2 separate regions of the Homo sapiens genome follow, and region 1 is linked to region 2. Evidence: read pairs that join two places in POLR2A ChIA-PET (ENCODE). Cell type or tissue: Panc1. All regions are shown on one strand. Links, peaks and the distances in the headings refer to the core of each region. The heading gives the core; the rest is flanking DNA. Region 1 has its middle 20 kb from the start of MMP7. Region 2 overlaps TMEM123-DT (TMEM123 divergent transcript).

Region 1 (15,511 bases), core at 6,849-11,848, 88 kb before region 2:
GTAGTCCCTCCATGTGGCTGAGTCTGGGGTTTTTATAGGCTCAGAATGGGGGAGATGTGGGCTGTAGGTACCCTTGGAAAAGGCAACATTTGATTGATTAAAAGGAAGTTTTCAGAAATAACCAATCAGAAAAGAGCGGGCACACAGAAATAGTTCTCGCTTAGGTTGTGGACTCTATCTGGAACCCGGAGCCAGGTTTTCAGGCTTCAGGCTGTTTTTGGCTTGAGGGTCAGGTTTCACTGCAGACCCACCCCTGTCTGCCTAGGAATATGTCTGCCTCCTGCTGTTATCAGTAACATCATTCTAAAGCATCAGATGTCCCTCAGGTCAGCTTATTAGACAATGCTTTTATATGAGTTTGAAAGGACACAACTATCTCTACGTTTTCTAAGTCTGGAATAGTTTTCCTTAATGATAAATTTCTAAACAGTAAAATTCATTGAAAAATTTTAAAATTTATCCTAATTTAGCATCTTTTAAAATGTAGATTATTTAAATAAGATGGTTGGGGCATCATTATTTTTATTGTTTTCCTAAGTTGGGCTTATTGAGGTACATATGGTAAATTTCACCCATTTTAAGTGTACAGTTATGAGTTTAGGAGGTCAGGTAACCAACACCACTATCAAGATGTAGAATGTTTCCATCACCCAGAAAAGTTCCTTTGTGCCCGTTTGTAGTCAATTCCCTCAGCTTTCTCTAGTCCGTGGTAACTACTGATCTGTTTTCTGTTCGTATATTTTCTCTTTTCCAGAATGTCACGTAAGTAGAATCAGTTCTCATCAATGCCAATTTTTGCATTTGTGCTTTAGCTTTGGTTAGTCTATTCATTCTGCAAACATAAACATATCAGAAATATGCATATGCATTACACAAATAGGCAGAAAACTAGAGGCAGCATTTTGGTTGTTGGGTTTTTGTTCTTGTTTTTGTTTTTGCTTGAGACAAGTCTCATTCTGTCGCTCAGGCTGCAGTGCAGTGGTGCGATCATAGCTCACTGCAACCTCTGCCTCCTTGGCTCAAGTGATGCTCCCACCTTAGTCTCCTGAGTAGCTATTACCACAGGTGCATGCCCCCACATCTGGCTAATTTTTAAATTTTTTTTGTAGAAACAAGAGTCTCACATGTTTCCCAGGCTGGTCTCTTTCTCCTGGGCTCAAGCGATCCTCCTGTGTCGGCCTCCCAAAGTGCTAGGGTTATAGGCATGAGCCACCATGCCCAGACTAGAGGTAGCATTTTGAACTAATTAGTCAGAATGCAAATACAACTCTGTGAAATAGCTGAAGTATTGTCACTAAATTTTTATCAATAAAATATAAAGAGGATCATCCCTAAGAAAAAATCTAATTTAATAGTTGCATATAGCAGGGAATACAATTCAAGTAATACCTGCAATGTTAACTTAGTAAACTAAATCTCGTTAGGAAGATTCCCCTCCATGACACTATTATGGTCACTGTCCTCTGTACATACTGCCACGGCCACAGACACCACGTAAACCTGCCTGATACCCTTACCATCTTAGGCAGCAACCATACAGCCTTCAGGGATGAGCCCCAGGAAGAGGGCTTCCAACATGGAATTTCCCACCCTTGCTTTATTACATGGCTACTGCAGAGCCCAATATGAGAGAAGTCAATCAAGTGGTACCTGAAGGCAGCAAGTACACTACATTTTCTGAACTCTCTTGTCATGAATTTTTCATTGCCTCGGTCTAAGCTAGTCCTTGTACTGGAAAATAGGCTGCCTGGGAGACTTCCCAGAGCACTGACTATGCCCAGAGCACTGACATAATGACATAAAAGAGTGCATTTGTATTGACTGCCTTCCTACAGCAGGCAAAATGGTTGTCGCAAAGTCACATCTTTCCTTTTTCTCAGAGTTGGCAATCTCTGAAAAGTGGTTTGTGAAGCTCGCTCCACCTAGAAGCAGGGTGATATATGGGAAGAATATAAAGTTGATGGTCACTCCTCTATGTTCAAATCCTGTCCGACTTTATAAACTTGCTCAAATTACTCCTTGAGTTTGTTTTCCTGAATGAAAAATGGGGATGCTAAACACAGTAAACCGTTTGCAGAAATGGCCACAGTAATTCTTACCAGCCCTGTACATGTGCCCACTTAAATGTGAATTTGCCACTCCTTTTATATTGAAGTGGAATTTATTTTTTTATTCCTTAAATCTAAACTTCAATTTGGGCTTGAATAGGGCATTATCAAATGTAATGCAAGCAGAGGATTGAAAAATATGTACACATTGGAGCTTGAGTTGTCTTGCTGTTAGAAACCCTGAGACCACCATGTGAAGAATTATCAGCTAGTCTTCCAGAGAATGGGAGGTTATACAGAGAGAAGTCAGCCATTTAAGCCATTTTAGCTGCCTCAAAAGTCCCAGCCTTCCCAAACATCCCAGCCAACCATAGATACCCAAAAGCTAGATAAAATGTTTATTTTAAGCCACTGTGTTTGGAGTGATTTATTACATAGCAAAAGCTGATACAATAAAATAATGATTACTAATGTGCATAAAACGTGTTACATGGTGTTAGTTCAATAAATGACTACACAAATAAATATTAAGTGACTTAGTACAATTTAAGCTTGTTGTAGAAAAGGAAAAATTATCTCTACCACTGAAAATATTTCCTATCACATAATAGCCTCCTAATAATTTTTTGAATACATTGACAGAGACTAGTTGCCATTCTTTCTCACAGCACAGAATTGCTTTAATGTAATGAAGAATATATTTCAAGATCTCTCAAGGGCCTGTAGGGTAAAGAAGGAAAGCTTCACCTTTGCCCTCTGAAGGTTTGCTGAAAATAAACTGACAAAAGGCAGATTAATAGGAGAAAAAGTCATAAAAAATGTATTTAATGTGCATAAGCATGGGAGAATCACAGGAAAATGATTGCCCAATAATCCAATGAGGTCCGGATGCTTATATAGCCTTCTTCATACAGCACGGAGTAAATAACAAAGTTCCTTTGAGCTCGGAGGGAGGTGGTGAGAAGGCAAGGGGCAGAACTTCACAGTGAACAAAGGTAGTCTTATTATCCAGTTAAAGCTTCCCAGTTAATCTCCTGGAGCTGCCCTCAGAAGAATAGATGGAAAGTCTGTTTAGGCATGGTGATGACTCCCAGTATCTCCTCTTCTCTAGTGGTTAATCTTTTCTGGTTATTTCATGTGATTCTTAGGAGGGATATTTTAAGACAATTGCAATTCTCCTTGTAAGAAGCTTTCTTAGTCAGAGAAGAAAATTCCACAGAGTCCCTTCTTTCTTCATGAAGAAAAAGGATCAGAGAGACAGGGAGGAAGGGGAAGGTCAGAGAAAGACCTTGGTTCTGAGGCTTATTTCTAAGCTCCTTCAATTTTCTTTAATTCCAAGCACTCAACATGCCAAAGCACCATATTTTGGGGTATTGCTTTCTGTACCCCAAAAGGCCTCACAACTAAATTTTCAGTATATCTAATATTTTTTACTTAGATTTTCTGTTCTTTAAAGGTACACTGTGGTCTAGATCAATGTGAGTTACTAAATCCATATTGTTGGTAAAGTCTACTATTGCTATTTTATAATAGGATAGAAAAAGATTATAAAGTATCACCAAAGTTCTGAAATGGAAGTCTTAATGGAAAGGACTGCTTCTTTACCCAGGAAGAGGGTAAGTTTTGAAGAGTGTCTCTGTCTCTCAGAAATAAGATCCAAGGGGAAAAAGAAGTTCGGTAAGGTTTCCAGTAACTTCCAGCTATAACACAAAATGGAGGGAGTCAGGATGTTAGATAAGCCAACTGCTTTGTAAGATTTTACTTTGTTAGATTGGGAACATTAGTAGTTTTCCCAAGCTCGTTATCTATGCTATACTTATTTCTAAATAAGAATAAAACCCTTGAAATGAAACAAGCATGTATAATATACATTCTTTTTTGTTTGATTCCTTTTGCTCATCATTATGTCTGAAAGTCTTATTCATACTGCTGCATGTAGGTATAATTTGTTCATTCTCACTGTTGTTTAGAATTTAATTGTATGAATATATTACAATGATTTGTAATATGTTTGTCCATTCTGTTGCTAATGGACATTGGGTTGTTTCCCTGCTTTAACTGTTGCAAACGGTGCAACTATGAATATTCTTGTGAGTATCTATTAGTGAAACTCCATGTGGTAGAGAGCTTCTAAAACAGTTCTTAATGGTTCCTGCCTCTGGCTATTCTTGTCCTGTGTAATCCCCACCCTTGTGTGTGAAGTGGATGTAGTGATTCATAACAAACAGAATATGGCAAACATGATGGAGCGTTGCTCTCTAAGATTAGGTTATTAAAGGCCATGACCTTGGACTTGCTGGGGATCTCTCTCTCTCTTGCTCATTCTCACTCTCACTCTTCTTGCTTGCTTTCTCTGATGAAGCCGCTGCCTTGTTTTGAGCTGCCCTATGGAGAGTCTCAGTGGCGAGGAATTGAGGACAGACTTCTGTACGGACCTGAGGTCATCATTCCAACAACACATGAAGAGCTGAATCCTGACAACAACTTCATTGGTAAGCTTGGAAGTGGATTTTCCCCCAAACAGGCCTTGAGGTGACCACAGCCCTGGCTGACTGCAGCCTTGTGAAATACCCTGAGACAGAAGACCCAGCTCAGCCACACCTGAACTCCTGACCCACAGAACCTGCTATAATAAATGTTGTTTTGGCTATTACGTTTTGGAGTGATTTATTATTAGATAACTAATACGTATGCATTTGGGAAAGTAAAGGCCTAAGAGTATATGGAAGTGGAATTGTTTGGCCATAATCTATGCATACGTTCAGCTTTAATATATACCACTAAATTGTTTTCAAAAGCAGTCATTGTCATGTACACTCCCAACAGCAGTGTGTGAGAGTTTTTATTGAGTTCTACTGAATGATCTTTGTTATTAAGCTTTTAGTATATGCCAGCCACTAAGTGCCTTACATGTGCTGTTTCATTTAATCTTCACAACAGTTCAGTGAGGTGGGTATTACTGTTTTCTCCATTTTCAGATTAAGTGAACCTGCCCCTGTCATTTACTAAAAAGAGGCAAGCCAGGATTTTAACCCATGTCCAATGCTCTTAGCCATTAAGCCTCTCCTGAGACAGATTTCAATGCAATTATAGCCACAGAGAAAACACATGTGAAAAATAACCATCATAGCGCACTAAAGGAAGAGCAGCATTTCATCTTGTGCATAAGTTAACCATCAGCACTGCACAGGGCTGATGAGGAGAAGAGGCTTCCAGACGGAGTTAGCAAAGGAAGAAAGATAGGCAATTTGGAAGGAGGGAAAGGATGGCCCAGGAAGGCTGGGAGGTAAAGAATATGCAAGCAAGGTCAAGAGCTCTATGCATTTGGCTCACTCTGCCCTCTGCATTTCCAGCCTCATGCAGCGATGTCATCCTTAGCAGTGAGTTGTCTACTTTTTCCGTAGCTCTCCCCAGAATAACACAGACCCCAGGGTCTTAAATGAAGGAGTGATTTTTCCAGATATTTCACCTTTCCCAAGGGAGAACACTACTCAGTTGTCTCTCCTTGGAACTCCTTCTTTTGCTGTTTATTGTTTCTGAGTGTGATTTTTTCCTTTCTTCCTCATTCCGCTGGTGCTTGTCACCACTCTGATGGGAATTCCTCTTAAAATGCCGGCAGTCTCTTTGATAAGCCTCGCCTTGCAGACCTAAGGTAAACTCCTGGAAGGATGCCCTGAACCTCTGGCTGTCTACCCACCTTCCACAACCCACAAATGGAGTGTTTCTGTGTACAGATCATCGGTTTTCCCCTCTTAAAACACTTGGACCTCCCCTGAGGGAAGAAAACCCTGGGAAACTCAATCACCCTCTTTGAGATCCAAGACAGGGCCTGGCCTTACTTTTTGGTGGACACTTATCTGAGCCAGCTTATAGCGTTACATTTTAGCTCAAGCGTCTCCAGATTTCCGCCTTTGAGGCCACACATTTCTCTAATATCCAAATACAATGACAAAATCCCCCATCCTGACTGGTTCTCTCGTTATCCCCTTCCTGCCAAAACAACACCAGCACCCAAATCCTTCTGAGAATACCTCTGTTAGGGGGATGCCTGCATTCTCTGCATTGTGTACACCATCTCCTCTCCAAGCTCCACCCCTGAGCATTGTCATGATTGTCTGTGCTTGTCACCCTTCCTGAGTCTGGAGTTCTTCAATGTGGACACAGCTCCTCCTCAACTCCATCTCACCTCTTCACAGTGTTGATGAGGGCAGCAGTTTCAAGAGGGAGATCACAGCAGAGGAGAGGAAACAATTTACAAATGAGTATCAGACCTCACTCTTGTAACCTTGCCTGGCCGTTCTCATCTCAATATTGTTTGCTCCTGTTTCTCTTCATGGGCCCTAGTCCCTAACAGTTGCTGTGGCCTCTTTTCTCTCCTCTTGTGTCTCTTCTCCCTTTTCCTAATTCTCCACATTCAGTGACCCTATAATACTCCTTGGGACCACTATGAAGAAGAGAAAAGGCCTATTGCTTTATTACATCAATCAATTTTACTTCCTTTGCCTCCATTTCCTATTTCCTGGATCATGACTTTCATAATCCCAAAATGCCATAAATTATATTCTCAAGAGAAAACTGTTCACTCTAGTCTTCCAACTTCAGTGGTAGCCTGGATCTCTGAAATTATTATTTTTTTAACAGCTTCAAATTTCCAGTTCCAGTTTCTTAGCTTCTTGGTAAAAGTACCTAGGCTTTCCCCTCCCAGGAGTTCGTAGGTAGAAGGAGAACTGTTAACACTCTAGTCTCCCCGTCTCCCGGGAGGCAAACACAGGGGCTAAGGCTCTTGTTTTATCCTCTTTCATGGGTAATACTGTGAAGGAAGGGCAGGATTTCCAGCCCAACTGTTGTAGCCATGAGTGAGAAGAATGTCAATTGAGAAGTGAGAAGAAAGCGTCAGTGTACAGGGGATGTAGACTGCTAAGCAATGCATTGTGACCAAGCACCACATGCCTGAGACAAAGCAGCTTCAAAGTCTCCCTGGCTATCTGTGAAAACTCCAGACACAAGCAGGATTTTGCAGCTTGAGAGAGCTGCCTACACGTTCTCTGGACTCCATTGGAGCTGCTATGGTCAACGTGCTATTATAAGGGATTCATGCTTCACTCCCAGAAGGGCCCTTGATGACATCTGTCCCACTTTCTTGCATCATTCATCAGGCAGTGAAAGTTAAATAACATGTCTGTGATCCCACAGCTTCTCAAATAGAGTCTAAAACTCAGACCCAGCGTATGTTCCCAGAATCCAAAAGTAAAAAGGCAAATTGCTAGATGGGTGGAGACTGGGGTAAGGTGGCAGTGGCTACAGCAGGAGCTCACAACGTTAGGCAGTTAGTTATGTGATTCTGTTATTTGTCCTCCTTTACCTTTCCAATGACACACACCTTATTAATGCATCACTGGCTATGGGGTCTGTAATCAGGCCAGTAAGAGCTATGTGATTTGGAACAAATTATTTACTTCTCTAAGCCTCAGTTTTCCCAACTGCAAAATGGGAATAATAATTATAGAATTACTGTTACGAGAATTGAGATAATCTAGATAAAGATCTTAGCACAATGTCTAGTTCATCAAAAGCAATCATTTAATAATTGGTATAATATTAGAATAATTTGTATTTTTATGTTGCTTCTAAATCCCTAAGGACCTGCCCCATGTAGTGGTGCTATCCATCTTGTTACTTGGTGCCAGGTAATAAGAAATCTGGGTTCTAGTGCAGTTCTCCTGCTGATGAGCTCTGTGTTCTTGGATGACTTGCTGCATCTTTTCAGACTAACTAAAACTCAGTCTGTATTTTATAATCACCATATGCCAGAAATTCTAAACAATATCATTGACCAAATCTTCCTTCCCAACTAATCTTGTATAGGTCTATGTTCTAAACAAATGCTGAAGTGACTGTGGAATTTTGCTAATATATATGTATACTTCAAACTAGCACATATTTATCACTTAATAGATATTGTGTCCCACATGGAAGTTAGTTTGGAGGACTTCTAGCTATTCAGTTAGCCTCGGACAAATGAGGACTGAGCTGCACACACATCCTTTGAATGTGTGTCCATAATGGCTTCTGCTCACTCTGGCACAATTTATTCTGCCAATTCCTGTGCACTACACATGCCTGCATTTAAACAGTTGATTCAAAATTAACAATAGAAGCATGGGATTATAAAGATGGGAAAACAGATCTTGAATTTCACCAATTTTGCCATTGTCTGTGACACATAGAGCTTTTATTTGTATTTAAAATTTTTCCATTGTAGAGAGAATATGAAAATTGCATGATAGCGTTGTGATTTCTGGAATTGAGGCACATGGGATTTATTATGACTTTGACAAATTTAATCTTATGTTTAAGACTTTTCTTAATTATTTATATATTGCTTATTCCATGTGAAGAAACTTTTCAAAATTAAAATTAATAAAAAGTGTGTTCTTCAATTAACCATGAGTCTAAATAGATTGACACATTGTTTAACATAAATACATAAAGATCAATTATGATGAAGTTCAGGCTCAAAAATAAAAACTGTAACATTATTTATTACTATGATGATTGCTAGGGGGCATACATTTTTTCCTTTTTTCAACATTAATATAATTTTCCCTTTTGTACTTGAATATGTATTTTATTTTCTATTTGTTTTCCTAGCATGCTTATCTATAAAATGTTCACTAACTGAAAATTTTGCTTCCTCCATTCTTTTTCAGTTTATATATATATATTGAGACAGGGTCTTGCTCTGTCTAATTTTTGTATTTTTAATAGAGACGGTGTCTCCCTACGTTGCCCAGGCTGCTATCGAAGTTCTGAGCTCAAGCAATCCTCCCACCTCAGCCTCCCAAAGTGCTGCAATTAGATGTTGGGCCATCCCACCAAGCCAATAACTTCCTGATTATTATACGAAATAACTTTGTTGTATAGAGAATGGGCTGTCAAAAGATGGTCCAATCCATGGGCCGTATATGCTAGGTTTGCTGCTGCCTCTGCCAACCAGCAGTAAAGGGATTGGACTGGTTCCAGGGTTGAAAAGGAGTGGTCCCTGGGTGAAAGTTAACCTAAATGTATGTGTGTGTGTATGTATATATATATATATACACACACACATATATATACATATATATATATATAGGCATGGTGTTTGACCACACAGTAGTGTTCTTTTAAAAATGTATTTGTTTTAATTAGTTGATACTTACAAATCAGGGTTCTCATGCAACGTTAACATTTTCTGACATCTCTTGAAAAATCAGACAATTCCATCACAATCAATTAGAGCTGAGTAGCAATTGCCCCACTCAGCATGGCTGTGGCTCTCCAGCTGAATGCAGTCACCACTTCTCCCTTATCACCACCCTGACCCGGAGGCTGACACTTGGACACTTGGTTGCCAATTAGCACTTGGTTTGCCATGAACTACTGTACAAATTGAAGGTGTCCCCAACTTGTTCTGTTCTCCCTTGAGGCTCAGGGAGGCCATATAATTTCCCCCAGATTACTCAACCACCTCAGATCTTCTGAGGTAGAATTCCCAGGTTCTTTCCAGTGCACTACCTGCCTATTGCATGCGTGCATGCATGTGTGTGTGTGTGTGTGTGTGTGTGTGTGTGTGTGTGTGTCAAAGAGACAGTACCACCTCATAGCCCATGTCAGTGCAACAGCAAGAGGTATACATAGAAGACTTGGTCTCGGCATATTGAGATTTTATTTTTCAGAGGAATCTTTGCTGGATCAAGTTATGAGCCATATTTTTCTGAGTCCTCTATCCCTTGCTCCCTCCATTTCTCCTCCCTTCCGCTTCTCCTTCCATTTCTCCTCCCCTCCCCTTCTCCTTCTTTCAACAAGCACATGTCCTTAGCTGCTTTATTGGGCACCTATGATGCATCAGGTACTGCCTAATCACTATAACATTCATTCTCACAACATCCCTGCACATACGTCTTCTCAATTCTATGCACAGTTCTCAAACTGCATGTTGAGAAACCTGAGCTGCAAATGTGAACCCACAGAATACTTCAAATTTTCAAGGGAAATACAGTGACACTCGATGTTTGCTGGACACTTCACAAACTGCTCGAAGTAGTTCACAATTTCAATAGTAGATGACGCTATATTCCATTAGATATCACTGAATTTTGCAAAGCTGGGTTTTCTGCTGTTGCTGTAATAAAAAGCAAACACTGTGAGGCCGGGTGCGGTGGCTCACGCCTGTAATCCCAGCACTTTGGGAGGCCAAGGTGGGCAGATCACGAGGTCAGAAGTTCGAGACCAGCCTGGCCAACATAGTGAAACCCCTTCTCTACTAAAAATTAGCTGGGCATGGTGGCAGATACCTGTAATCCCAGCTACTGAGGAGATTGAGGCAGGAAAATCACTTGAACTCGGAAGGCAGAAGTTGCAGTGAGCCAAGATCGCGCCACTGCACTCCAACCCAGGTGACAGTGCGAGATTCCGTCTCAAAAAAAAAAAAAAAGGAAACACTGAATGAAAATCAATTGACCTTATTCCAAAAATCAAGAAATTGTATGGTATCCAAAAGGCACACAAATTCCATCCATAAGGAATTGTGACTATTTAAGAATAAAATTAAAATTTATTTTTTCTTTCAGTTTATGGGTATTTTTTTTAAATAGCTACCAAGTTGTTGGGACATACTTAATAAGTTGATTTAGACCTAATTAAATAAACAGGACCGTTAATAAACAGGATTGTTGGTCATTTTTCTGGCCTAAGGGCACTATGAAAAAAATCACTAAGACCCGGGAGGCCAGAAACAAGAAAGTTTTAGACCTTCTATATTAACATGTTTGAGGTAAGAAATTAGGCCCAGGGAAGTTAATACCCTACCCACATCTAAATTTTGAGATTTCAATCCAGAGGTTCCTTATTTCAAAGTCCATGTTGTTTCTACCACCCTACATTGCCTCCTGCATGTCAGGCCACAAACCAGTTCTGTGAACACAAACCAGGGTCATGATCGGTCACCGCCTCAAGGGACTCATAAATGTGGTCAAGTGCGTTGTGGGTGCTGTACCAACACCTCCAGCATCATGCTACCCACACACATTATTTATAACCAACCAGGAACTTCAATTCTGCTTCCCCAATTCTCTGTCTGGCTCATAAGCATACTCCAAACACAGGTCCCTAAGGAAAAAGAATGTCCCTTATACAAAATAACTCTGCTAATAATGTATGGCAATGTGACATCATTTTAGGCAATCTGTGATGAGGCTACACATGCAGGTTGGGGAAGTTCAGTCAATGAAGCAGGCCCTGAAAAAGAAGAACTGGTGGAGTTTTGTATTTACCAAGCAGAACACTTCTAATGGTACAAACACCTTAGGAAATTCTCAGACTGAAATAACTAGTATGTAACATGATGTCAGACTTCCTTCCAAGGAATATATAAAACATTAGAGAATTCTTTCCTTCACCACAAATGAATACAACTTCCTCAAAACAAAAAAGTAGGCAAAAGAAAATCCTGATGGCAAAAGTATTGAATCGATTATTAAATGCCACAAAAAAAAATGTAGTGGCATGCTATATAATTTAATCATGATTTGCATTGAGAGGAAAAAGACCAAAAATAATCAAATGCAAATTATCAAAAAAAAAAAAAAAAAAAAAAAAACAGCTATTGAGTTTAAGGAAACGTAGGAGACTCTTCACATGACCAAGTAGCCAAACCTCTCACGTCACCTATGTCTTTTGCACCAATAGCTCTTCCCCAGCCCATACTTTCAGCCCTGTGGGAGTTCCCTATGACTAATGTAGGGTAGAAAAAATATTATTCCCTCTACCCTCCTAGGTTCTCTGGCTGAGGCCCTAAAAATTAGACCAACAAAGACAAATTCACAGTAAAAAGACAAACGTTGATTAACATGTGTTTACACAAAGGAGCATTCAGTGATGAGTACCTCAAAGCAGTAGTAAGAACTTGGATTTAAATAGCATCTTAACAGAAGAACAACAAATTTTTAGAGAAATGACAAAACAAAAGAAAAGGGCTTTGAGTTTCTATAGCTGCAAATTATGTGAAGGGAAATGCACAAGGGAACTAACTAATGGAAGATAATAGCTAGTTTACAAATTTATGTCACACTTTTAGGCAAATAGGGAAAAGGCAGAGAGCTTTTCTTGTATCTGCTTCTTCTCAATTGCCTTCAGCTTAATATGATCCTTATGCCAAAGTGGCATGTTTTGGGGTGGGATATTATGCTGCCCCTCATTCACTAAGTAGGAAGAAAAAGTTCATGCCTGGCTGACTGAAAATAGGCTACTGCTGCACTTTCACCTCACACAGGGGGACTGTGAAAGGTGATGGGGAAGAGTACTGCTTCCAGTAAGCAGAGCGCTGAGTACATTTGGTGTTGATGATGATGATGATAAGCAGTCACCAACCCGGCATGGCGGGGGAAGTGAAGTGATCATAGTTAAGAGTGCACATAGATTACTGGGTAATCACAAGTTGCTGAGCTGGTTTGTCACATTCTGGATGAAACAAGATACCAAGATTATAAAATCAGAGACAGAGATGTTTGGGAAAGTAGCGCCTGAATGAATTTATGGAATTTTAAGCATAAAATGTGTGGATCTTTGTGTCTCAGATCAATGCCCAAAACAGAACATCTCCTGAGGAGGAAGCACTGAACACCTGTGTGGATAGGATGAGGCATCCACTGGGGGTCAGCCGGCCTGTGTCCTCAGCTACCCAAGGAACAACACTGGGTCCACAAACTGCATGGCCATGGTAATAGGCATGGAGGCAACTCATGAGCCCTGCTACAGTTGACCTAGCCTCTGCTGCTGCGGCTGCTGGAGGTCTGACTTGGCAGCATTAAGGATTGAATCTAAACCCTCAATATGGTACCATCCTTCAATGGCACCAACCAGTCACTTGGTTACAAGTTAATTAAGTCAGAGCCCTTCTACCTTGTAGGGGACAGCAAATCATGCTTATTAGGACTGACAAGGATTACAGGCATGGGTCTGCCTTCATTGCCCTCAGTGCATCCGTCAGAGAGCCCCTGCTAAATGTTTAAATCCTCTGTATATTTCTTTACCTCAGCAAATACCTTTACCATTGTGCAGCCCACATTGCCTTCCAGTTTTGTATGTCTGTAAAATCCAGGTCTTATTCTTCATGAGTTCCCCATTCCTACCACAGGGCCAGACCACATAGCATAAGCTTTACAGATATTTGGTAAGTAAATGAAAGAATAAAAAGTGCATGCAGCTGGGCACAATGGCCCATGCCTTTAATCCCAATGCTTTGGGAGGTCAAGGTGGGAGGGTCATTTGAAGCCAAGAGTTCAAGACAAGTCTGGGCAACATAGCAAGACTGTTTCTACAAAATAAAAAAAAGAAAAATAGCTGATTTGGTGGCATGTGCCTGTACTCTCAGCTACTCGGAAGGATCCCTTGAGCCCAGGAGTTTGAGGCTGCAGTAAGCCATGATCACAGCACTGCACTCCATCCTGGTGACAGAGTAAGATGCTGTCTTTTAAAGAAGGAAGGAAGGAAGGAAGGAAGGAAGGAAGGAAGGAAGGAAGGAAAGAAGGGGGGAAGGAAGGGAAAGAGAAAGAGAGAAAGAGAAAGAAAGACAAAGAAAGAGAAAGAGAGAAAACTCATGCAAATACCCAAATGAGGGATACTAAGAGCTGTAAGTAGGGCAGTAGCAGTGGGTTTGGAGAATCCTCTGTCCTTTGACTCTGAGGGCATGCCCCCTCACAGTTACCACACCAAGAGTGGGGGAGCCTTTCATAACTATAATGGGCTCAGGATACAGGGAGAATCAGAACAGGTAGCAATTTGGTTGGCGAAACCATTATATTATATATTCATTATTAATAGCCATGATTATCACAATGACACAAAAACCTAGTGTTAGAAATCTCGGCAGGGTGCGATGGCTCATGCCTGTAAACCCAGCACTTTGGTAGGCTGAGGCAGGTGGGTCACCTGACGTCAGGAGATCAAGACCAGCGTGGCCAACATGGTGAAACCCCATCTCTACTAATAATACAAAAATTAGCTGGGCATGGTGGTATGCGCCTGTAATCTCAGCTACTCAGGAGGCTGAGGCAGGAGAATCCCTTGGACCCAGGAGGTGGAGGCTGCAGTGAGCCAAGATTGTGCCACTGCACTCCAGCCCAGGCAACAAGAGTGAAACTGCATCTCAAAAAAAAAAAAAAAAAAAAAAATCTGTCATTCTGTCATGTGTCTCTATAGTCCTAGCACCTGGCATGAGACATATACTAACTATATGTTTGTAGAATGAATGAAAAATGTCTGAATTACTGAATGAGGAGTAACATGGAATATTGAAAGGAAAATGAGCTTAACAGAGAAGCAGGCTTGAATTCATACCCAAGCTCTACATGTGTTAACTACATAACTTTTGGGATGAAATAGATACAATCATAACCTCCTGTATCACACAGAACTTATTTGGTTGAAAGTGTCAGAAAACCAGCCCAAACTATCAATAACAAACTAAAACTGTGGGAAATTTTATTGACTTGCATAATTGGGAAATCCACGTAGTGTAACTTCCATTAGGTCTGATTGAAAAAAGGGATTCAAACTCTGCTACTGGGAATCTAATGACCTCTGCTTGGTTTTATTTGCATACAGATTTTCTCCAGGTGCTAACAAGATGGCCACTATGTGTTCCAAGTTTGTATAGTCCTTATAACTCACATTGCAGAAAAAGAGCAAGACTGGCTGGATGCAGTGGCTCATGCCTGTAATCCCAGCACTTTGGGAGGCCAAGGTGGGAAGATCGCTTGAGCTCAGGAGTTGCATATCAGCCTGGGCAATATGGCAAAACCCCGTCTCAACTAAAAATACAAAAATTAGCTGGGAGTGGTGGCATGCACCTATAGTACCAGCTACTCAGGAGGTTGAAGTAAAAGGATTGCTTGGGCCTGGGAGTTTGAGACTGCAGTGAGTTGTGATCACACCACCGTACTCCAGCCTGGGTAACAGAGAAAGACCCTGTCTCAAAAAAAAAAAAAAAAAAAAAAAAGGAAAGTGACCTTCTCTCAGGCATTGTCTACATCAACCCGGGAAGCAAATACTGTATGTATCACGCATGGGGCAGAAGAAATGATATGAGACAGCTCCTGCCTCAAGGATTTCAGAGTCTAGACAGATGTGCTAAGGTGTAAATTGTGCTATAGTGAGAGACATGCAAATATTGAAACATGAATAATGTTTCCTTGGGACATGAGAGTGATTCAAGAGGGAGCAACATCTAACATGTTGTAAAAGACAAATGAGATTCTCCAGACAGTTAATTTTTCTGGTTAGGGTGCAGTGGGTAGGGAACTCAGGAAGGAGAGTAGGAAAGGCACAGTGTGGCGAGTTCAGGAAGCCAGATGTAGCTTGGTATAATTAAAGCATTAAGTGAGAAGAAGTGACAGAAAATGAGGCTGGAGAGGTAAATGGTTATC
Region 2 (15,511 bases), core at 8,599-13,598:
AAGTTATCTTGGCCTAAGCCCAGGAATGATTAAGGGCAGTTTGAAGGTTAAAGGCAAGTTGAAGATTGGTTAGATCAGATCTCTTTCACTGTCATTTTCTCACTTAAAATTATTGCAAAGTGATTTCACAAACCCAACTTGATCAGTAATAGGTGTGCTCCTGTTGGTCTTTGGCTGGAGGGCATTGACAGAGGATTATTACAGCAGCTCCTGGCCAGTGCTACTTTAGAGCAGTGCCCTTCCATGAACAGCTGGTTCCCAGTCCAAGGCAAGTACAGAAATTAGGAGTTGTCAGAAGAATTGACAGCAATTTGACAAAGTAATTTTATGTCTGTTGGTTGGATCCAAAAATAGAACACTAGGCTTGTGTTTCCCTATGCCAGTTTAAATTTCATTTAGCTAGTAAGTTTTAATTGTATATTACAGATGACCTGCAGTAGATTAAAAAAGAAAGAAAGAGGCGGGGCGTGGTGGCTCACACCTGAGGACTTTGGGAGGCTGAGGCAGGTGGATCACCTGAGGTCAGGAGTTTGAGACCAGCCTGGCCAAAATGCAGAAACCTCGTCTCTACCAAAAATACAAAAATAGCCAGGCATGGTAGCACATGCCTGTAATCTCAGCTACTCGGGAGGCTGAGGCAGGAACCTGGGAGGCATAGGTTGCGGTGAGCCAAGATTGCGCCATTACATTCCAGCCTGGGCAACAAGAAAGAAAGAAAGAAAGAAAGAGAGAGAGGGAAGGAAAGCAAGCAAGCAAGCAAGCAAGCAAGCAAGAGGGAAGGAAGGAAGGAAGGAGAGAGAAAGAGAGAGAAAGAGGCTCCTCATCAGAAATAGTTTGAAAAGCAATGTTGTAAACCGTGTCCTAACACTATCCTATTCTCTAATGCTTTTCTTTCCAACACTGCTATTACATTAAGATTCTTAAAATTCTGCTTTTAATGTGTAACATTCTTCTCAAGCATCTTTAACATTACAATCTCCTCTGTTTTCTAGTTGAAGATGGAGAAAACTAATATATTTTGAGTACCTACCACATGCTATAAATTGTGCAAATCTAAATATACTCCAATACCCATGACTTTATTTTTTTAAATTGTGTTAAATAAATTTTATCGTGTATGTGTATTTAAGGCATACAACATAATGTTGTGGGATACATATAGATAGTAATATGGTTTCTATAGTGAGGCAAATTAACATATCCATCATCTCATGCAGTTACCCATTTGTGTGTGTGTATGTTCACGAGGAGCTAAAATCTACTCATTTAGCAGAATTCCTAAATAAAGTACAATTTTATTAACTATAGACTTCATGTTGTTCATTAGATATCTAGATTTGCTCATCCTACACATCTGCTACTTTGTAAACTCTAACCTACCTGTCTCCATTTCCTCCCTCCTCCCAACCCCTGCCCTTCCCCTGGTAACCACAACCACAGTTTTTTTTCTCTCTGTATATTTGACTTTTTTTTTTTTTAAGATTCCACATGTAAGTGAGATTTTCGCTGGTGGAGGGTGTCAATGCCTGAAGGGTTGAAGATCAGGAGCAATGACTGGATTACAGAATGAAGAGGACTTACTGAACAATTCGCTTCCAAAAGAAAAGGGAGAAGAAGAAATCCAAGAAGACATCAGCACTTTCACCTTTTATGTCTTCTAGGTTTGACAGGGGTCTGCTATTCCACCCTCAATTCAGGTGAGTCTGTTAGCAGCAGTGAATCTGAATCTGTTTGGGTCTGCAGCAACCTCAATTCTTGCCTCCCCAGAACAAAGAATTTGACTGAGGGGCATAAGGCATAAGGACAGATCAAGGCAAGTTTTAAAGCAGATGTGAAAGTGTATTTAAAAGTTTTAGAGCAGGAACAAAAGGAAGTAAAGTATACTTGGAAGAGGCCAAGCAGGTGACTTGAGAGATCAAGTGCGTGGTTTGACCCTCAACTTGGGGTCTTATACGTTGGCATTCCGCATGCGCAGTGACCTGCCAGCACTTGAGAGGGGCCGCTTGTGCACTGTGTTTACTGGAGTTGTACGCATGCTCACTTGAGGCATTCTTCCCTTACCAGTCGAGTGTTCCTAGAAGGTCTTACACCAGTTAAACTCTGCCATTTTGCTGCTTAGTGAACATGCGTGAACCTGCCCGCCCAACTCCATCGGGAAGATGCTGATCACCAGTTTCAGGTGTTTCTACCTATTGGGAGACTGCCTTTCCCTGGCGCTGGCTGCAACAAATTGTTATTTTGCAGAGGCAGTTTAACAACCGCCTGACCATCAACCTGATGGTTGCCAGACATTCCTGATGAAGGGGGGCCTCTCCGGCCCTGTTCATGTCTGCCTAGTTACCTACTGTAACAAGCCTTGGCTCCAGGTCATTTGTGCTTCTCAAGGAAGAAAACCAGAGTTTGCTTTGGTAAATGTCTCCATGGTAAAAGCCAACCTCTTTGACCTTTTTGTGTTTCTGCTTTCACTTACTTTTTAGCCTCTGAAAAATCCTAACTTCCTCATCGATTTACTGAAGTCTTCTTCATTAAATGTCATTTTATATTATACTTTCTCCAGTGTTTTTATGCATTTTCACTGTGGGGTCAGCCAAGAAAAATGACTCACTGACTGGTAGTTCTATTTACTGTTCATCTGGAATTTCACTGTTTTCATTTCAAAAATGTCTTCTTTATTTAGTGTGTTAAAGCAAACTAAACGTGGCCTGAGAAGGACTCCATACCTCTATATTTGAGTCCTTGTGGATGAACTGCTACCTAACTTAATAGGTAGGCAAGATTGAAAACCTAACTTAGGAGTTATGTTCCTGTAACAATCGCTGAGTCTTGGCCAATCCCAGCAGCCATGGCTCAACCAGTCGTTTACTGCTGAGTGTTCAAACTGTGTTCAAATAAGGCAAATGCTGAACTGTAACCAATCCAGCTGTTTCTGTACCTCACTTCCAATTTCTGTACATCACATTACATTTTTGTCTATAAATTTGTTCTGACCGCGAGGCACTCCTATGACAGAGGTACTGTCAGAGGTGCTTGAACCTGAGCAATTGTATCTTAAATAGGGGCTTGATAAGATAACGCTAAGACCTGCTAGCCTACATTCCCAGTAAGTTAAGGCATTCTTAGTCACAGGATGATACAGGAGGTCAGCACAAGATTCAGGTCATAAAGACCTTGCTAATAAAACAGGTTGCATGCAGTAAAGAAGCCTGCTAAATCCCACCAAAACCAAGATGGTGATGAGAGTGACCTCTGGTCATTCTCACTGCTACACTCCCACCAGCACCATGGCACTTTACAAATGCCGTGGGCATGTCAGGAAGTTACCCTACATGGTCTAAAAACAGGAGGCATGAATAATCCACCCCTTGTTTAACATATAATCAAGAAATAACCATAAAAATGGGCAACCAGAGGCCCTCGGGGCTGCTCTGTCTATGGAGTAGCCATTCTCTATTCCTTTACTTTCTTTGAATCTCTTTCGATTTAGGCTAGAAGTCCAATGCACTTATCCATCGCACCACAGAGCCTGCTTGCTATTCCTTTACTTTCTTAATAAACTTACTTTCACTTTGCCGTATGAATTTGCCTTGAATTCTTTCTTGTGTGAGATCCAAGAACCATCTCTGGAGTCTTGATCAGGACCCCATTCCGGTAACAGTACTATTATTTTCCTTATATTACAGTTGAAGAAATGGAAGTTCCAAGAAACTAAGGGACCTAGGCTTGTAGATAGAGGAGAGGACAGATTGAAGGTCATGCTGTCAGGTGGCACAGCAAATGTATAACCAGGAAGATATGCAGCCATGCATCTCTGGGGTCAGCACACACTTGTGTCTCTTGAAGTCATGGGTTTGGTTCCAGGGTGGCTGTTGTTTTTGGCAGCTGTATAGGACACTAAGGACACCCTTGTCAATTGAACTCTCCCTATTTTACCCAAGAGGAAATAAATTTGTGGTTTGTGCTCCACAATTAGAAGTGGCAGAAATAAGATCAGAAGCCTTACCTTCCAACTCTTATCAAGTGTTTATCCACCGTACTACACAGCTTCCTTAATCCTGAAGTCAGACATTTTATTGGTGTTTTATAAACTATCTGAGCAAACCGATGTGGGAGATACACAGATTGTATTATTTATATAGAAATCCAGCAAGCTGAAAATTGTTCTCACCCTGGGTCAGTTTGTTATTGTAACATTTACAATTTACAGCAAGCAATAAAACAAGATAATACAAAACAAAATAATCTGAACAATATGAACCCTGAACGAAGTAACAAATGTCCAGTTAGATTCTATTATAATGCCACCATTATTAGAGCCACTCCAGCTTTCTAGTATGCCAGAGGGCCATGTGAACTAACTGGTTCTACAAGAAAAAAAAAATGTTTTAAGTGTGAGTAAAACTTCCTCCATCTGCTAAGGCATACTGATCTTCTGTAAACAGGTACAATAAAATATAATATAAATAAAAGCCAAGGCTTCCCTGAATGAGAGTGTGAATTATCACCTCCCATTTTCAGCTCATCTCACCAGTCTCTTGTGTCTCAGGCACCAGCAAGCCACCTGTTGGTCCTTCCCAACAAGGCTATGCAGGAGGACAGGTCTCTGGATGACCTTGACCCACCCAGATTTCTTACAGAATGCACTGAGAATATGACATCCTGACATAAGGAAAAAGGCCCGGAACCACCGGGCTATATTCTGCAACACTTGAGCTCAGCAAGCCCCTTTGCACCCAGGATATAAAAGCCCAGGGTGGTGTGCTTTCGGTGTCCTTAGCTGTATTGTGACATGGGGTCTGTGCAGATAAGACTCCACCCCACTCTGGACGGCTTTCCTGAGCTCTGGAGGACCAGCTTGTCAGGGATCCTAGGCTTTGGTTTATCCTTGCTGCTTATCTGTGAGTATTAAATCTGTTTGCCTAACTTGGTATGTATGAGTGTTCTATCCCACCAGACTCATACAAGTGGTAGAGAACCTTTGCAGGCTAACCCTTATTAACAAGAGTGAAGATCAGGCCTTGAAACAGATTCAAATCCGGACACACTACCTCTAAGACTCGGGTACTCACATGTTCTAGCTAAGTATCTAAGTACTCCACTTAACCCACCTGCGATAAACTTGAGGTTACACAAGGAAGGAAACCTGCCATGTTCACTTTTGTCTCGCTACCACCTACCACAGCCCTAATGCATACTAGGAGGACAATACCTATCTTTGGAATGCTGTCACATTAGATAATAAAGGACTCAATGAGTTAATGGATGTCATGGTGACTAAAAATCAGGGATAGAATGGTTCACATGTAGCGTATTCCTCCTGTGGTCACAGACAATGTCTGTGTGGAAACATTAGAAGATTTCAGTTCATCTCAAACCCCAGATAAACCACTAGTGAGATATGGCTGATAAAAATGGCACAGCCTTAAGATTGACTTAACAGGAGTATGGTGCTCAGAAGAAAGAAGGTTAATAGGGGAGTCTTCACTCCTGTGTCACTTCCCAGGCATTCTAAATGCTGTGCTCAATCTAATGGGAGCTGGTCCTTCTTTTGTCCTTTCTCTTCACATTGTTTATCTTCCACTTCGAAGAAGGCTTTCCACCCCAACTTTTCTCTCTCTACCATCCTTCTTGGAGTTCTTTCTGGTTCCACAATAACAGTCCCCACACTCTCAACTTATATCTGTTTCCCTGGAATCCCTATTACAATGCTATAGCACTTACCTTTTTGCTTAATCTTTTAGCTATTTATATACACATCTTCTTCAACACTGCAAAGCACTGCTCAAAAGAAAGCAATTTTCATTATCTTTTGTTAGATTTGCTCCATGTATGTTTTATATCTATTACTTCTCTTTGCATCATTAGATTGTAACCTCTGCATTTCTTTGTAAATTACATGTTGCCCCTAGCTAGTTGTTCTGAACAAAGAACAAATGTTGCTAATCTGGTGATCTACAAGCCATAATAAGAGGAAGCTGACATGTTAGAAAGGAACAAGAACATACACTCCAAGACAGGAATGAGGTTTTGAAACATCCCTTAGTATATAACTACATACATGTATTTTCTAGTTACATTATTTTCATGTCCACAACTTGGTAAGCAACTCAGGATATAAGCAGATAATTCCCGGAAAGGAAATAAAAATGGCTAATAAACATAGGCAAAGATGTTCCATCTCAGTGATTAAGAAGGGAAGTTCAAATTAAACAAAATGAGACACCGTCATTTGCCCATCACATTGCCAAAAAGTATCATCACATTTATGTTAGTAAAAATCAGAAATAACTGAAATATCTGTCAAAAGTGAAATGCTAAAATGAATTACATCCATGCTCTGAATACTTCGTAGCCATCACAATGAAACATATACATTTGTGTATACATATGGAAAAATGATTATGACATACTGTCAAATTTTTTAAAAGCAAGTTGAAAAGCATGTATTTTCGGGAAAAACCCATATGTTCTATGTTTCTATGTTCATATAAATACATATTCAAATATCTACGTAATTGTAGGTGCAAAACCTAAAACTAAAACAAAGACACAAACAGAAACAAAGGTCTGGAAAGAAAAACACTCAAGTGCTAACTGTGGTTACCCCTAGGGAAGTAAAACAGGAAGGATTTTTTCTTTTTATTTTAGATACTTCTGTGCATTTTTTTGTTCAAAACTAAAGTAATACTTTTGACTTTCTTTGAAACGAAAAATAAAACCAATAAAATTTGTAGTCATAAAAGTAGTTATAAAATGTTTTAACTATTCTAGACAACAGTGACCCAACTTCAGGAACTGCCTGCATGAGTAGTCTAAGTATTCTTTATAACTCTATGCTTGCAAAATTATTTACACATATTTGTGTCAGTTACAGAAATCTGAAGCCCTATGTGGTAGCCTAGAAGAGTTGTTTCTATATTGCAGATGAGGCAAGAAAGAAACAAAAAGAAAACAAAATTTAATACTTTATAAATTGACAACCCAGGGACAGGGCCCTCAGAAATAATTTACCTGATTCTTGTTTTATGTTAGGGATCAGACATTCAAATGCAAGTATTAGAAATTAAGAAGCCAGCTGGGAATAAAACAATACGGAGAGTACAGAGAGTTCAAATACTGCATAAAGGGAGCAGCCATTTCATAACTCCTGTTGAAAGGATCGGTCTGGTATTACCAGATTGTTCAATGTTTCCAGAGAAACCAGGAATCAGAATTTTTATATCGATACTCTCGGGTTTTAAATTTTAGCAACCAAGTTTTTAAAATCCTAAATGCTGTGTTGATAAACACTGTGAAAGCCACACAAAACTTAACTCCCGGCTGGATGTGGCCTGCAGCCTCCTGTTTGCTATTTTGGGTTTTCCCATCTTTGAAGCATTCTAGTGGACAAATTCTAACACAAAAGTCCCCAACCTTTTTGGCACCAGGGACCAGTTTTGTGGAAGACAATTTTTCCATGGAGAGGTGGGGGATGGTTTCAGGATGAAACTGTTCCACCTCAAATCAGGCATTAGATGCTCATAAGGAGTGCACAACCTAGATCCCTCATGTGTGCAGTTCACAATAGGGTTCGTGCTCCTATGAGAAGGTAATGCTGCAGCTGATCTGACAGGAGGCAGAGTTCAGGCGGTAATGGCTCGCCCACTGCCACCTCCTGCTGCGCCGCCCGGTTCCTGACAGGCCACGAACAGGTAATGGTCTGCGACCCAGGGACTGCGGACCCCTATTTTAACACATCCTTCAAGACTCAGATCAATTCCCTCTTCTTACAGTAGCCCTTTGCCTGTGGTATTATAGACTATTAGAATTCAAAGGCAGGTGGATTGCCTGAGCTCAGGAGTTCAAGATCAGCCTGGGCAACATGGCGAAACCCCATGTCTACCAATAATTATATATATATATTAGAGTTCAAAGATATTTCAGAAATATCTTATTAAATCTCTCATTTGTTGTAGTAAGATATATAACATAAAATTTGCCATATTAACCAATTTTAAGTACACAATTTAGTGGCATTAATTACAGATGCAATGTTGTGCAACCACCACCACTAGCTATTTCCAAAAATTTTCTGTCACTCCAAACAGAAGCTCTGTACCCATTAAACAATAACTTCAATTATTGCCTCCCCCAGTCCCAGACAACTTCTAATCTACTTTGTTTCTGACTTTGCTTATTCTAGGCACCTAACATAAATGGAATGATTCAATATATTTCCTTTTGTGTCTGGCTTATTTCAGTTAGCATAATGTTTTCGAGGTTCATCCATGTTGTAGCATGTATCAGAACATCATTTTTTCATGGCTCATTAATATCCCATTATATGTGAATACCACAATATCACATTTTCTTTCTTTTTTTTTTTTTTTGAGACGGAGTCTTGCTCTGTTGCCCAGGCTGGAGTGCAGTGGCGCGATCTCAGCTCACTGCAAGTTCCACCTCCCGGGTTCACGCCATTCTCCTGCCTCAGCCTCCCAAGTAGCTGGGACTATAGGCACCCACCATCACACCCAACTAATTTTTTGTATTTTTAGTTGAGATGGCGTTTCACTGTGTTAGACAGGATGGTCTCGATCTCCTGACCTCATGATCCACCCGCCTCAGCCTCCCAAAGTGCTGGGATTACAGACGTGAGCCACTGCGACCGGCCCACATTTTCTTTATCCGTTCATCTTCTGATGGACAATTGAGTTGTTTTTACCTTTTGGAGATTGTGGGTCACGCTTAAAACATTTGTGTACAAGTATGTGTTTGAATCTCTGCTTTTGATTCTATACCTACGAGAATTACTGGGCAGGGTATACTGGGTATACTGGGTATTACTGGGTAATGTATACTGGGTAATTCTATATTTAACTTTTTGAGGAACAACCAAACTGTTTTCATAGTGACTGTACATTTTACATTCCCATCATCAATGTATGTAAAATGCTCATTTTTAAGACGAAGAACCCATGGGCAACGCCAGTGAGACAGCTCAATCATAGACACAGGAAGTCAGCTGCAATGCACAGCTGACATCAGAAACCAGGTATCTTGACTCTCAGTGTAGACACAGCCCTCTTTCCAAGGTTAAATCCATTAAAATTTAAACCAGATGATTAGGCAAATGGCTGGAATGTTTACGCAAAGACCTGGTCGCTACAAATAGATCACTTGATATGTTTAGAAGAAAGAATTTGAGTAAGTTCTAGACTTTTTTCTCCATCATGGAATATGGTTTTCTTTTACCCTTTTCTTCCTCAGGCCTAGGCTCTAAAAGTAGATTAGATCATATTTGTTTTTAGCCTCGTATCTTATTGTAGGATAGTCAGAAAATGTCTTTTATCATTATTAGAACTATAATTCTAAAATAACAGCTTAAAAAATTCCTTGAAATGTCATACATATTATTTCAGAAAAGCTGAAAAACTCAGAAAAGTAGAAAGGAAAAAAAAAAGATCACTCAGAGAATGGTCAACCAGAAATATGACTATTAATCTTTACCTTTTTTCCAGACTTTTTTTTTCTAGGAATGGTATTTTTGTTTGGTATATATTATTGGAATTATAAAATCTTAAAGCTTACGGCAATTATTACGTTTTGGGGTGAAGTTTAAAAATCAAATAAGGAAAAATAGATATTAAGTTCTACATTTAGTTAGTACTTCTTCCTACCAACTTACAGCCCTCACAGTCTGGTGACAGTTTTGGTGGAGTGCTATTACTTACTTGCCCACGTGGAAATGGGTCATTTACTTAAATATAACACCTGCAGGGACATGGCCACACATTATACTATTTTGCTTTTTCTTCCATGCCTTATACAATGCTGCACATACAATAGATGCTCAGAAAAAAGCTTTTGGATGATTTTTATTGATTTCATGCCATTATTAAGGTTAATACCCTCAGAATCTCCATAGGCAGTAGTAGCCCAACCCAGGCCCTGCAGGGCCCAGTCTTGGCGACTTTCACATTCCAAGAAACTTGGTTTAGAAATCAAAGGTAATTTAAAAGTTATTTGAATCTTTACTGTCATTGCTTGAAGAATATTAAAAAGAATTCAACTTGTAACCTATAATGGTAGTCTTAAATCCTCCTTGGCCCCATTCTTCTTCTTTTTTTCCCCCCTTTTCTTTTTTCCCTTCATTCCTCTTGCTTCAGTATGTCCATGGCTGACTTAAAGCCCCCCTCTCAAAATCTCTGCCAAAATTCTCTCCGAACTTGATTCCTTGTGATTCTTGGTTTTGCTTTTCATCCCCCTTCCTTTGGCTTCTATTCCTTCTTTCTTCCCACCAGGAAATCACAGCCCTTGGCATCATCTTGGCACTCACACTTGTTTCTTCACTCAGCCCTTTTCTCCTTGGTCACTGATTCTGCTCCATGAGCAGTCAGAAATGGAGCTGGCAAGCTCAGCCTCTCAGCTGGAGACACTGGAGTCAGGGCTGAAGGGAGGAGAGAGGAGAAGATCACAAAAGCTTATCATCTAAAGTCCTTTCTTTTATTCTCATTACACAGTGAAATTCTAATATATTTACTTATTGGGGGTGGGCTACATGAAAGGTATCTGGAAAAAATATGTGGCAATTATAAGGGTAAAATGACAAAATTTTCTTTGAGGAGGGAGAACACTGCCTACCCATCCTCCCCTCTTTAGGGTGTCACCCTGACAACATAATAGTTCTGACCTTTTGATTTTACATGCAAGGTCATGGGCCTTCTGACCTTTGAAACTGTCAACACTTACCTCTGGGATTTTGCTGAGGTTTCTCATCGGTACAACGATGGGTGTAATGAGACATCACACAGTACATCCTTTTGTCTCTCATAGAAATAAGAGGTTTCAGGCCAGGCGTGGTGGCTCACACCTGTAATCCCAGCACTTTGGGAGGCCGAGGTGGGCAGATCATGAGGTCAAGAGATCAAGACCATCCTGGTCAACATGGTGAAAACCAGTCTCTACTAAAAATATAAAAATTAGCTGGGCATGGTGGCGGGCCTGCAGTCCCAGCTACTCAGGAGGCTGAGGCAGGAGAATTGCTTGAACCTGGGAGGCGGAGGTTGCAGTGAGCAAAGATTGCGCCACTGCACTCCAGCCTGGGTGACAGAGCGAGACTCCGCATTAAAAAAAAAAAAAAAAAAAAAAGGAGGCAAAAGGCAAAGTATACCTGGTATATGACCACTAGACTGGTAAGGGAAAAATGCCACAAGTGAGCGTGCATACAACTCCAGTAAACACAGTGCACATGCGGCCCCCCTCAAAAGCCAGTAGGCCACCGCACAGGCAGACAACCCCCACAAGGGAAGAAAAAAGGGAGAAGTAATGCAGACCCCAAAAGAATGCCAACATATAAAACTCCAAATCAATGGTCAAACAGTACACTTGATCTCTCAAGTTGCCCACTTGGCCGTCTTCCAAGTGTACTTTATTTTCTCTCATTCCTGCTCTAAAGCTTTTGAATAAACTTTCACTCCTGCTCCAAAATTTGCCTCATTCTCTCACTCTGTCTTATGCCCCTCGGTCAAATTCTTTCTTCTGAGGAGGCAAGAGTTGAGGCTGCCGCAGACCCATACGGATTCACCACTGCTAACACAAGTAATACTCAAAATGCAGTATTCCTGGGTGAGAGCAAACTTAGGGATCATCCAATAGCGCTTACTTCCCTCTTGACCCATGTAGATACCAACAGATGATCACTGAAATATTGTATTCAATTTGGCTAACTCTGTATGCGTTCCTGATGAAGGTTGCTATAAGAGATTCAGAAATGACAGAAGGACAGTAGGACAGAATTCAAAAAGTGTGGGTTAGTATTCCAGGATATGGGATGTGAAGCTACCACTCACCCAGTTGCTCAAGCCACAAACCTAAGAGGCTTAATTTCTCTTTCCCTCAGCCATCATATCCAATTGACTCTACTCTCAATCCACATCCTAAATCCATTCACTTCTTCCATTGTCACCACTTCTACCCTAGTTCAAGCCCCCAACAATAGCCTCATAACTGGTCTGTTTCTACTCTTGTTCCTCCACAGAAGCTGGTGTGATGTTTTTAAAAATATATAAAGCACAAGATGACTTGCCAACTCTCAAATGGCTTCTCATCACATTTTGTTTTGTTGTTCTTGTTCTTTCCATACATCATATTTAAAATAAAATCTAAATTCCTCATCTGAAAAGGCCCAGATCTTCCCTTGTACCTCTCTGTTCTTATTCACTGAGCTTCAGGCACATTGGCTTTCTTTTTATTCCCCCAACACACTATGCTGGTTGAAATGTACTTCCCCCTTGTTTTCACATGGCTCCTTCTAAGGACTCAGTTTAACTGTTACCTACTACAGAGGACTTCCCTGACTGCTTATTCTGAAGTCACCACCCAGTTGTTCATCACATCAGTGTGTTTTCTCAGCACTTATTTCTAGTTGTTTCTTGTGTGTGTATATGTGTGTGTATTTGTGTGTTCAACTGCTCAATTTTTGTTGAATGAATGGACTGGTAAGCCCTACTTCTCCAATTTTTTAGATGAGCAACAGAAAATATTGAGCAGGGGTTAAGACTAACAACTTTCATCTTTTTTTTAACCTTCTCCACAACAGCAGTTTTATCTTTTGTCAATTTCTCTGTCATTATTAGCAATGAAACTTTCCCTATGGAAAGTGGTTAGGTTCAGAGGCAGCAAAGAGGAATGGCCTGGAGACTTGCAACTCACTCCATATGTAGACTTGAAGAAATAAGAACACCAAAGGATCGGGGTGGAGAGCAGTGGCTTTAAACAGAGAAATAAAATAGGCTGAGTTCCTATAGCCTCCTACAGAGAAGACACAAAAAAAGTCAAAGTAGGAGCTGATAAATAACGGGATTTAATTAACACTGGAAAGGCCCATGAGGCTTCCCTACATGCTCCCTACAAAACCTCTGAACTCACATCTCTCCTCTTCCTACTGTCCTCAGAGCACAACATAATCCTGCCTAGAACTGACACTGAAAACTCACATCACCACCTCTCATCTGGCCAAATCCTTCAGATTCAGACAAAGCTCCCCCACTCCCTTTCTGAGAAGTCACCCTTACAAACTTCAGTCCACACAGAACTCTCTCTTTCTGATCTCGTTTCAAGAGGAAAATCCAATTGCATCAGAGTTCATTGTTCTCTGCTTATTTTTTTGTTTTGTTTGTTTGCTTGCTTTTGGAGACAGAATATCATCATCACTCAGGCTGGAGTACAGTGGCGCAATACTGCTCACTGCAGGCTTGACCTCCCAGGCTCAAGTGATCCTCCCACCTCAGCCTCCTGAGTAGTTGGGACCACAGGCACACACCACCATGCCCGGCTAATTTTTTATTTTTTGTAGAGATGAGATCTTGCTATGTTGCCCAGGCTGCTCTTAAACTCCTGGGCTCTTGTAATCCTCTCAAGTAATCCTCTTGACTCAGAATCCCAAAGTGCTAGGATTATAGGCGTCAGCCACCATGCCTGGCCTGTTTGCTTTATCTTTGCCTTTACTTGTTTTATTTTCACTTTTGCTCATCTGAATCTAAGAATCCTGTAAGTGTTGAACACAAAATACTCAATAAATTTTTTTTGATTAATTATATAGATTCACACTCTGTCTGCAGTTTCTACTGTAAAGGAGGAGACAAGAAGGAAAAAACCTAAAGGTGAGGGAAGAAGAAAGTGCAAGAAAAATTGGGGCTCTAGAATACAAGGGAAAGGAAGCAGAGGTGCAGGAATGGGGAAGATACCCAGCAAATGAGCTTTCATTGTGAAGACTTAATCACAGTTTATAACATGTTGTCAATCTGCTAAAATGGAAGTTGACAGGAAATTGGCAGAAACAGAGAAATGGACACAGGCCAATTTACTCTCTTTTGTTAAATCTCTCCAGTGCCTTGCCTTATTTGCAACTACTTCAGTCTCAAAGCCAGGCAGATTCTGGTTCTTTCCTTATGCAAATATTGATTATTAACAGACTAATTCATACATAGCTAGAAGATAATTATCTGTGCACATTAAGCCAGATGAGCCATCCTCTATCACCTGCTTCTTTTTAAAAATGAATCAAAATTTACTGTGGGATATAAGTAAATCTCACTGAGAAAACATGAAATCTCTCTATCTTTTTACAATCATAACAAAAGCAGCTTTTACCATTCATTTTTAGAAACCAACTCACATTTTTTCCCTTAACAACATGTGTAAATTTATTGTTCTATTTTTGGGGGTGGGGGTGTACTTTTTTTCAATTGTGGTTATATATACATAAAATGTATCATCTTAGCCATTTTTACATGTACAGCTCAGTAGTATTATGTACATTCAAACTGTGTGTAACCATCGGCCCCCATCCATCTTCATAACTCTTTTTGTCTTGCAAAATTAAATGAAAACTCTGTACCCATTAAACAAAGCTCCCCATTCTTCTCTCCCCAGCCTTTGGTAGCCACCATTCTATAATACTTTCCGTCTCTATGGGTAGAAACCAACTAACTTGTAAAGGACTCACTAGTGTCTATCATTTTGTGAGGCAGATAGACTTGTGTTATTCTCTATTGTTTCCCAGCACCTAGCATAATGTCTGGTACATGTCATGTGTTCAATAAATGTTTGCACACTGACTAAGTGAATGAATGATAGTTCCAACTCCTGGTCCGCCCTCAAGTGACCATAAGTTAAAGACTCAGACATACAGGAAATACAGGTTGGATGCAAAGAGAATATTATTGATGGAGAAGGACACCAGCATTTTGCTGCTCTATTTGTCTCCACCCAAAATTCATTCCACAAATATAAACTGAATGCTTCTATATGATGGAAGTGCATTAGAGCCTCAAATACAAAGATGAACACATAGACTGTGCCTCCAATGTGTGCTTTCCCACGACCACTTCATAGCATTGATTACACTCTAGTATAATCGTGTATGTACCTGCCCTGCCACTATACTGTAAGCTCTGGCTAGGACATTGTCCATCATATAGTAAGCACTCAATAAATAGTTGGCGAATCATCTAATGGAGACTGTAGCCCACTGTGGGGAAAAAGACCCACAATCATACAAAGTCAGGATCCTTAGCTGTACGAAAGAAAAGCTGCTGACTCTTGCTGATATAGCAGAAAAGGATTATATTGAAGATATTGGGTAGTTCTCAGGTGTGTTGGAAGGTGTAGAGATTCAGGACTGGGGCCATTCCTCTGGGAATAATGCACAAAACCACTGCAGAACTAGCCCAGCAAGAAAACTATCACCATTGCAGCTCTCTGTCAATACCACTATTACATCAGAAACTCCATGTTGCAACCACTGAGAAACTAACGTCACTGCTAGTGCTGCCAACTAAGGCAGCCGCCTGGCTATTAGGGCAATTCATACCAGCAAGGCAAGGAGCTCCATAATGAGCCACTTTCCTCTGGTTGCTTATACCTGAATTTAAGTTTGATATGGATGAGCCTGACTGGCAAAGCCTAGGTTATATTCTTGAACCCAGTTGTAATGGAGGCTGGGAAACTGAGTTCTAAATAAAAGAAAGTAGGC

What was found. ChIA-PET counts read pairs that join two places held together with the same protein. Peaks named below come from ENCODE experiments on the same cell type or tissue, not always from the same donor. Only the 100,000 strongest peaks of a DNase experiment are listed, where the experiment ranks them.
Region 1: POLR2A ChIA-PET joins it to region 2 with 6 read pairs; 6 of 35 experiments call an interaction of 5 or more read pairs at or near these places.

What each region holds. Positions count from the first base shown.
Region 1 is chr11:102,542,865-102,558,375 of GRCh38, reverse strand. No RefSeq gene overlaps it. Among named protein-coding and RNA genes, the nearest start is that of MMP7, 20 kb to the right of the region's middle. RefSeq lists an enhancer at 6,991-7,040 and silencers at 11,028-11,077, 11,228-11,337. In Panc1, for the core only: no CTCF peak of the experiment used is centred there; no DNase peak of the experiment used is centred there; H3K27ac peaks cover 3,737 bases.
Region 2 is chr11:102,456,360-102,471,870 of GRCh38, reverse strand. TMEM123-DT (TMEM123 divergent transcript) reads right to left here. Exons shown (of 2, transcript NR_135053.1): 2 at 9,833-10,423. LOC124902740 (a long non-coding RNA gene) reads right to left here and starts at 5,180. Exons shown (of 2, transcript XR_007062865.1): 1 at 5,106-5,180. It overlaps LOC102723838 (a long non-coding RNA gene), which reads right to left and starts at 4,616. Exons shown (of 3, transcript NR_135076.1): 1 at 4,503-4,616. In Panc1, for the core only: no CTCF peak of the experiment used is centred there; no DNase peak of the experiment used is centred there; H3K27ac peaks cover 1,286 bases.